2 separate regions of the Homo sapiens genome follow, and region 1 is linked to region 2. Evidence: read pairs that join two places in POLR2A ChIA-PET (ENCODE). Cell type or tissue: MCF 10A. All regions are shown on one strand. Region 1 overlaps KNTC1 (kinetochore associated 1). Region 2 has its middle 17 kb from the start of MIR9902-1.

Region 1 (4,000 bases), 81 kb after region 2:
AAGGAAGCTCTTAAGATACTAAAAGCATAGAAAGGGTAGGGGTATGGTCAAAATTTTATAAGATTTTGAAATTAAAGTTCCCTTTCTTTCATTTACGATGGGAAAATTGGAACAGAAAGAAACTGATCCTTTTCTTAGAAATGACATGAGTAAAACTGTGGGCCTCCAAGCAAGTTTCTCAAAGGATTCTGTTTTAGCTCTAACTATATACTATAGTGCAAGAATTAATTGTGTGGCATATATACATATTAACACAAAAAGAAAGGAAGTCAGGCTGGGTACAGTGGCTCATGCCTGTAATCCCAACACTTTGGGAGGCTAAGGCAGGTGGATCACCTGAGGTCAGGCATTTGAGACCAGCCTGGCCAACATGGCGAAATCTTGTCTCTATTAAAAATACAAAAATTAGCCGGCATGGTAGTGCGTGCCTGTAGTCCCAACTACTCAGGAGGCAGAGGCAGGAGAATCGCTTGAACCCAGGAGGCGGAGGTTGCAGTGAGCCAAGATCGTGCCATTACACTCCAGCCTGGACAACAGGGTGAGATTTCATCTCAAAACAACAACAACAACAAAAACAAAAACAAAAAAAGGAAGTCTTCTCTTTGTTCTTTCTTTCTACCCACACACCATTACTTTTTTCCTTTTTATTTTTGACACAGAGTCTCGCTCTGTCACCCAGGCTGGAGTGCAGTGGTGCAATCACAACTCACTGCAGCCTTGACCTCCTGGGCTCAAGCAATCCTCCCCTCTTCAGCTTCCCAAATAGCTGGGACTGCAGGCACGTACTACTAGGCCTAACTAATTAAAAAAATTTTTTGTAGTGACAAATTCTTACTATGTTCCCCAGGCTGGCCTATTTTTTAAATGCCAACAAAAGTCGCGTGAAAAACAACATTGAACAAAGTGGGAAGATGAAATATTGTTACCTAGAAATTTTGAGCAATCTATGTAATTTTTGGCTGAATTGCAAGCAAAATATAAAACTGAAATATTTATTTCAGGCTTAAAATTTTATTTCCAGGCTGGGCACAGTGGCTCATGCCTGTAATTCCAGCACTTTGGGAGGCTGAGGCAGGTAGATCACCTGAGGTCAGGAGTTCATGACCAGCCTGACCAACATGATGAAACCCTATTGCTGCTAAATATAAAAAATTAGCTGGACGTGGTGGCGCATGCCTGTAATCCCAGCTAGTTGGAAGGTTGAGGCAGGAGAACCCAGGAGGCAGAGGCTACAGCGAGCCGAGACTGCGCCATTAGACTCCAGCCTGGACAACAAGAGCAAAACTCCATCTCAGAAAAAAAAAAAATTTTTTTCCCTGCCATTCACCTTCATTTCTCCATTAAACTACCCCCTGACCAAACATTCCAATTCTCAGAAGATCAGAAGATCTCCTAAACAAATACTGAGCAGAAGCCAGGTGTAGTCCCTGTAGTTCCAGCTACTCAGGAGGCTGAACAGGACGATCACTTGAGCCCAGGAGTTAGAGGCCAACCTGGGCAATATAGTGAGACCCCCTTCTCTTAAAAAAAACTAAAAAACAAATCAGACAAAAGTATAAAAATATGTATGAAGATATTAATTATAACAATTTATGATAATAAAATTTACCCAGCCATACCCAGACAACACAGTGAGATTCATCTGCACAAAAAAATTTTTTTTTTAATTTAAAAAATTTTAAAAATTAAAAAAATTACTGGGGTATGGCAGCATGCACCTACAGTTCCAGCTATCTGGGAGGCTGAGGTAGAAGGATCACTTGAGCCCAGGAGGTCAAGGCTGCCATGAGCCATGTTCACACCACTGCACTCCAGCCTGGGTGACAGTGAGACCCTATCTCAAATAAAAAAAAAAAAGTTTAAATGTCTAACCATAAAAGCCTGGTTAAATACGGCATGTTTTATCCATATAATGGAATAATAGTTATGCATCTGTCAAAAATGACGGTTCACTGGGCCTCGTGGCTCACCTCTGTATTCCTAGCACTTTGGGAGGCCAAGGTGGGAGGATCACTTGAGGCCAGGAGTTTGAAACCAGCCTGGACAACACGGTGAAATTCCATCTCTACTAAAAATACAAAAATGAGCCAGGCATGATGGTGCACACCTGTAATTCCAGCTATTCGGGAGGCTGAGGCTGGAGTATCACTTGAGCCCAGGACATAGAGGCTGTAGTGAGTCACATTCATACCACTGCACTCCAGCCTGGGCAACAGAGCAAGACCTTGTCTCAAAAAAAAAAAAAAAAAGAAAAGAAAAAGAAAAAAGACATTTCCGGCAGGACCATGAAAAAGATGAAAAAGAAATTGTTTCTTTTGAGATAGATGTGTATGTAATGACATATAATGACCATATGTTAAGTGAAAAAAGAGGGTCACAGAAGAGTATATTTAGTTTAAGATAGTTACTACACCACACTATTAACATCTTCATCTCTAGGGAGTGGAGTTATAGGGAAATTGCTTGTTTTGATTTATACATTTCTCTCTAGCTCATATAAATTCAAAGAATGTGTAAGGTTTTCAAAAATCTGGGGAAGAAAAGCTATTTCTATTTTGAAAAATGGGAAAATTGTATTTAACTGTGTTAAAAATATAGAAATCAAGAGAATATTTCAAATTAAAAGTTGATAAAAATATAGACTTATACATCCAATTTGTTACTAATGTATCTAATTATTAAGGGTGGGAGGGATGGCTGAGATGACCCGATTCATTTCACTGTGTGTCTACCTTATGTAGTATTCCACTAAGACTGATGACCAAATCTTTTGTGCTCGTCAGTAAAGGAACCATCTCAAGGGCTTTGGCCAGGAGTTTGGGATGCCGCCGCTTTGCAGAGTCCATGCTTGCATCTCCCTGGCCTTGGCCGGCATTTGTGTTGTGGAGCAGCGTTTCAATGAAGAGCTGAAGAACTGCATCGCAGTCCAACTGAAATGTGCTAAAAGAAGCATTCAATACACACCAGTCTCCCAAACTGCAGGCATTTCCATGCAAAGTATCTGACAAAACACTTGGGTACATGCTTCCATTGTTGAAATTTAACCTTGTCATTGTCCAGTCTCAAAATCAGACAAACTACCTGTCATCAAAGCTAATTATTGCCTTTTAAAAATCAGATATTAGGCCGGGTGCAGTGGCTCACACCTGTAATCCCAGCACTTTGGGAGGCCAAGGTGAACAGATCACGAGGTCAGGAGTTTGAGACCAGCCTGGCCAACATAGTGAAACCCCATCTCTACTAAAAATACAAAAATTAGCCAGGCATGGTGGCGCATGGCTGTAGTCCCAGCTACTCGGGAAGCTGAGGCAGGAGAATTGCTTGAACCCGGGAGGTGGAGGTTGCGGTGAGCCAAGATCGCACCACTGCACTCCAGTTTGGGCAACAGAGCAAGGCTCCATCTCAAAAAAAAAAAAAAAAAAAAAAAAATCAGGTATTATTCCTGGTGGGTGTGTAAACTGTTAGAATATTGGAGAGAAATCTGTAATAAAATTGAAAATATTTATGCTCTTTAGTATAAAAATGCAACATTTACAAATTTCACCTAAGAAGAAAAATATACATGTTAGTAAGGATGTCTTCTGCAGCAACTCTTTGTAATGATTAAAAGCTGAAAACAGTTTATATCTATAAGTGCCTACACATCAAAAAAGTAGAAAAAATTCATAAACAACCTAACAATACATCTTAAAGAAGTAGAAAAGGAAGAGCAAACCAAACAAAATTAGTAAAAGAAAAGAATAAAGATCAGAGCAGAAATAAATGAAATTGAAACAAAAACAATACCAAGGATCAACAAAACAAAAATTGGATTTTTTTTTGTTTCTTTGAGACAGGGTCTCATTCTGTTCCCCAGGCTAAAGTGCAGCGGCATGATCAAGGCTCACTGCAGTCTCAACCTCCTGGGCTCAAGTAATCCTCCCACCTCAACCTCTCAAGTAGCTGGAACTACAAGCATGCGCCACAACACTTCAGTGAATTTTTTTACCTTTGTAGAGAT
Region 2 (4,000 bases):
AAACAGGGTCATGCTCTGTCACCCAGGCTGGAGTGCAGTGGTGCAATCACGGCTCATTGCAGCCTCTGCCTCCCGGGCTCAAGTGATTCTCCTGCCTCAGCCTCCTGAGTAGCTGGGATTACAGGCACACGCCACCACGCCTGACTAATTTTTGTAATTTTGTTGAGACAGCCTCCTGAGTAGCTGGGATTACAGGCACACGCCACCATGCCCAACTAATTTTTGTAATTTTGTTGAGACAGGGTCTCGCTATGTTGCCCAGTCTGGTCTCAAACTCCTAGGCTTAAGCAATCTTCCCACCTCAGCCTCCCAAAGTGCTGGGATTACCGGTGTGAGCCACTGTGCCCAGCCAAATTCACTCTTTTAAAGTATACTATTCACTCATTTTTATTATATCCACAAGCTTGTACAATCACCACGACTATCTAATTTCAGAACTTTTTCATCACCCCAAAAAGAAACGCTGTGCCCACTGGCAATCATTCATTCCCCATTCATCCCTTCCCCGCCCCCAGCAAACACCAGTAGATCTATCTCTGGAATCATGATTTATTTTTTTAAATGAAGAAATGCCACAAAAGGATTAGAAAAATTATGGAAGTGGGGCCAGGTGTGGTGGCTCACGCCTGTAATCCCAGCACTTTGGGAGGCCGAGGCAGGCGGATCACAAGGTCAGGAGATCGAGACCATCCTGGCTAACACAGTGAAACCCCGTCTCTACTAAAAATACAAAAAATTAGCCGGGTGTGGTGGCAGATGCCTGTAGTCCCAGCTACTCGGGAGGCTGAAGCAGGAGAATGGCGTGAACCCGGGAGGTGGAGCTTGCAGTGAGCCGAGATTGGTGCCACTGCACTCCAGCCTGGGCGACAGAGCGAGACTCTGTCTCAAAAAAAAAAAAAAAAAAAAAAAAAAATACAGAAGGGGAATTTAGAGGGGAGGGAAAAAAGCCTGAAACAAGACTTCCTTCCCCAACTGGTTTTAGCCTGCTTGTTCTTCCAGAGTTGGTTCCCACAGTGTAAATGCAGCCTTGGTTTCTGTTGGGGCCTGGCAAGAAAATTCACATGGGGCTTTGTCTCCTATGTGCTAGGCAGGAGACCATGAAACATCACTTAGCCTAGATATGAAGGCCAATTTGGTAGTTTCAAATATATCAATAATTTCTTTGAAACTCCTCTCTTCAAAAGACAGAGTCTGATTTCCTTCCCCCTTGAATGCAGGCCAGACTTAGTGACTTTCTTTTAATGAGTAGAATGTGGTGGAAGTGATGTTATGTGCCTTTAAAAGCTGGGCATAAAAGGGGTAGGGGACCAGACACTGGGGCTCACGCCTGGAATCCCAGCACTTTGGGAGGCCAAGGTGGGAGGATCACTTGAGCCCAGAAGTTCAAGACCAGCCTGGCCCACACAGGGAGACCCTGCCTCTATGAAAAGTAAAAATTAAAAAATTAGCCGGGCGTGGTGGTGAGTGCCTGTGGTCCCAGCTACTCAGGAGGCTGAGGTGGGAGGATCGCTTGAGCCCAGGAGTTCAAGGCTACAGTGAGTCATGATCATACCATTGTACTCCAGCCTGGGTGACAGAGTGAGACCCTGTTTCAAAAAAAAAGATACTGGCTTCTCTGTCTCTCTCTCTCTGTTTTGGCCCGCCATGCTGGGCGGAAGCCCAGATCTCATGGGGAGACCCCGTGGGGCTGCTCTGGTTGAGACTTTGAACTAGGCCCTCAGCTGAGAGCAGTGGGCAAGCTTCACAGACGTGTGGCCTGGTATCAGGCACAGAGCCGTGTGCTAAGAAGAGCCCCTGGCCCTTTTAAATACTCTGCCATCACCATTTTGAAATTCTTCATAATCTGTAAACAGCTTTATTGAGATATAACGCATATGTTATAAAATTCACCCATTGCAAGTGAACCATTCAATGGTTTGCAGCATATTCACAGAATTGTGCAAACATCACTACATTCCATTTCCATTACTAATCACTCTCCATCTCTACCCCCAATACATTCTTTATCGTTTCTCAACCAGAACCCTGTGTTTCACTGTTCACTGAAAACCACAAATTATGAAGCCATCCTGACAGCTGACCTGTACATGACTGTGCCTTCAGATGGTCCCAGCCCCAGCCTTTGGGACTCCAGCTGAGGTCCCAGATATGTATAGCAGAGACCTGAATTCCTGACTCCTAGAAACCATCAGAGATGGCTTAGGCTATTACATCTTGAGCTAATTTGTTATGTACCAATAGATAAGTAAAGCAAGCAAAAAACCATGGGGCCGGGTGCAGTGGCTCATACCTGTAATCCCAGCTCTTTCAGAGGCCAAGTCAAGAAGATCCCTTGAGCCCAGAAGTTCTAATCTAGACTAGCCTGGGCAACACAGGGAGATCTCATCTCTACAAAGAAACAAAAATAAAATTAGCCAGGCACGGTGGCACACGGCTGTAGTCCCAGCTACTTGGGAGGCTGAGGCAGGAGGATTGCTTGAGCTCAGGATTTTGAGGCTGCAGTGAGCTGTGATCACACCAATTCAGCCTGGTGACAGAGTGAGACCTCGACTCTAAAAAAAAGAAAAAGAAAAGGCACACCAGGCTGAGCACGGTGGCTCACGCCTGTAATCCCAACACTTTGGGGGGCCAAGGTGGGCAGCTCACTGGAGGCCAGGAGTTTTGAGACCAGCCTGGACCACATAGCGAAATCCTGCCTCTACTAAAAATACAAAAAAAAAAAAAAAAATTAGCTGTGCATGGTGGCATGAGCCTGTAATCCCAGCTACCCTGGAGGCTGAGGCATGAGAATTGCTTGAGCCTGGGAGGGGAGGTTGCAGAGAGCGGAGATTGTGCCACTGCACTCCAGCCTGGGCAACACAGCAAGACTCTGAAAATAAAAAAAGAAAAGGAAGGAAGGAAGGAAGGAAGGGAGGGAGGGAGGGAGGGAGGGATCAAGGGAGGAAGGAAGGGAAAGGCACACCAGATATCAAGACTAGCCACCCAGAAATATTTTACTCCCATTAATCAAAACCTTGCAGAAGCGATAAACAGTGAGTTTTACCATTCACCCAATGATACTGCACAGAGAGAGAGGCTGGGACCCTAACTGGTAAGAAATTCTTACCTTTTTGCCAGCTGATCTGGTTCCTGGGTTCCCTTTTCTGTGGCTTCCGGAAGAGCAGAGCAGCTTTGGTGACCCTGCTCGCCACACCAAAATGTAGGTCCTCTGAAAAGTCAACTCACAAAAGGCAAATTAATAGGAAAAAAGGCATATAAATTTATTTAGCGTATAGATAGAGAAGCCTTTTGAACAAAGACCAAAAGACACAGGGGAAATTGTCTATTTTTATGCTTACATTTAACAAACTATGGACAGCTGTGTAGAAATATAACTGGACAAAAAGAGTATGACCTAGGTCGGGCGTGGTGGCTCACGCCTGTAATCCCAGCACTTTGGGAGGCAGAGGTGGGCGGATCACCTGAGGTCAGGAGTTCGAGACCAGCCTGGCCAACATGGTGAAACTCTGTGTCTAACAAAAATACAAAAATTAGCCGGTCATGGTGGTGCACACCTGTAATCCCAGCTACTCAGGAGGCTGAGGCAGCAGAATCTCTTGAACCCGGGAGGTGGAGGTTGCAGTGAGCAGAGGTTACGCCACTGCACTCCAGACTGGGCAACAGAGCAAGACTCCGTCTAAAAAAAAAATCACCTAACGTGGCTGGACTCAGTAGCAATCAGTGTAAAGAGATGGCAAGGCCTGTCCACCTGGATTCTTCTTGGCCTCTCTGAACAGCATTCCTTCCTTCAGGGTATGGGGCAGGACCTGCTGTGGAATGGGGGTCTTATGAGCTACAGTGAAACAAGGTGGGCCATTTTTCAATGGCCAGTTTTGATACAGAAAGATGGAGGGGAAATTAGAATCATATTTTTAGGTTTTATGGCTGGCGTTGGGAAAGAGGAATTCTAGTTTCTACGGCTGGCCTCGGGGGAAAAGCGGGACTTCCAGGCAGGAGGACA

What was found. Peaks named below come from ENCODE experiments on the same cell type or tissue, not always from the same donor. Only the 100,000 strongest peaks of a DNase experiment are listed, where the experiment ranks them.
Region 1: POLR2A ChIA-PET joins it to region 2 with 5 read pairs; 3 of 35 experiments call an interaction of 5 or more read pairs at or near these places.

The regions. Positions count from the first base shown.
Region 1 is chr12:122,596,671-122,600,670 of GRCh38, reverse strand. KNTC1 (kinetochore associated 1) reads right to left here. Exons shown (of 64, transcript NM_014708.6): 44 at 2,733-2,940. Among named protein-coding and RNA genes, the nearest start is that of KNTC1, 71 kb to the right of the region's middle. In MCF 10A, no CTCF peak of the experiment used is centred here; no DNase peak of the experiment used is centred here.
Region 2 is chr12:122,677,264-122,681,263 of GRCh38, reverse strand. No RefSeq gene overlaps it. Among named protein-coding and RNA genes, the nearest start is that of MIR9902-1, 17 kb to the left of the region's middle. In MCF 10A, no CTCF peak of the experiment used is centred here; a DNase peak (open chromatin) is centred at 2,033.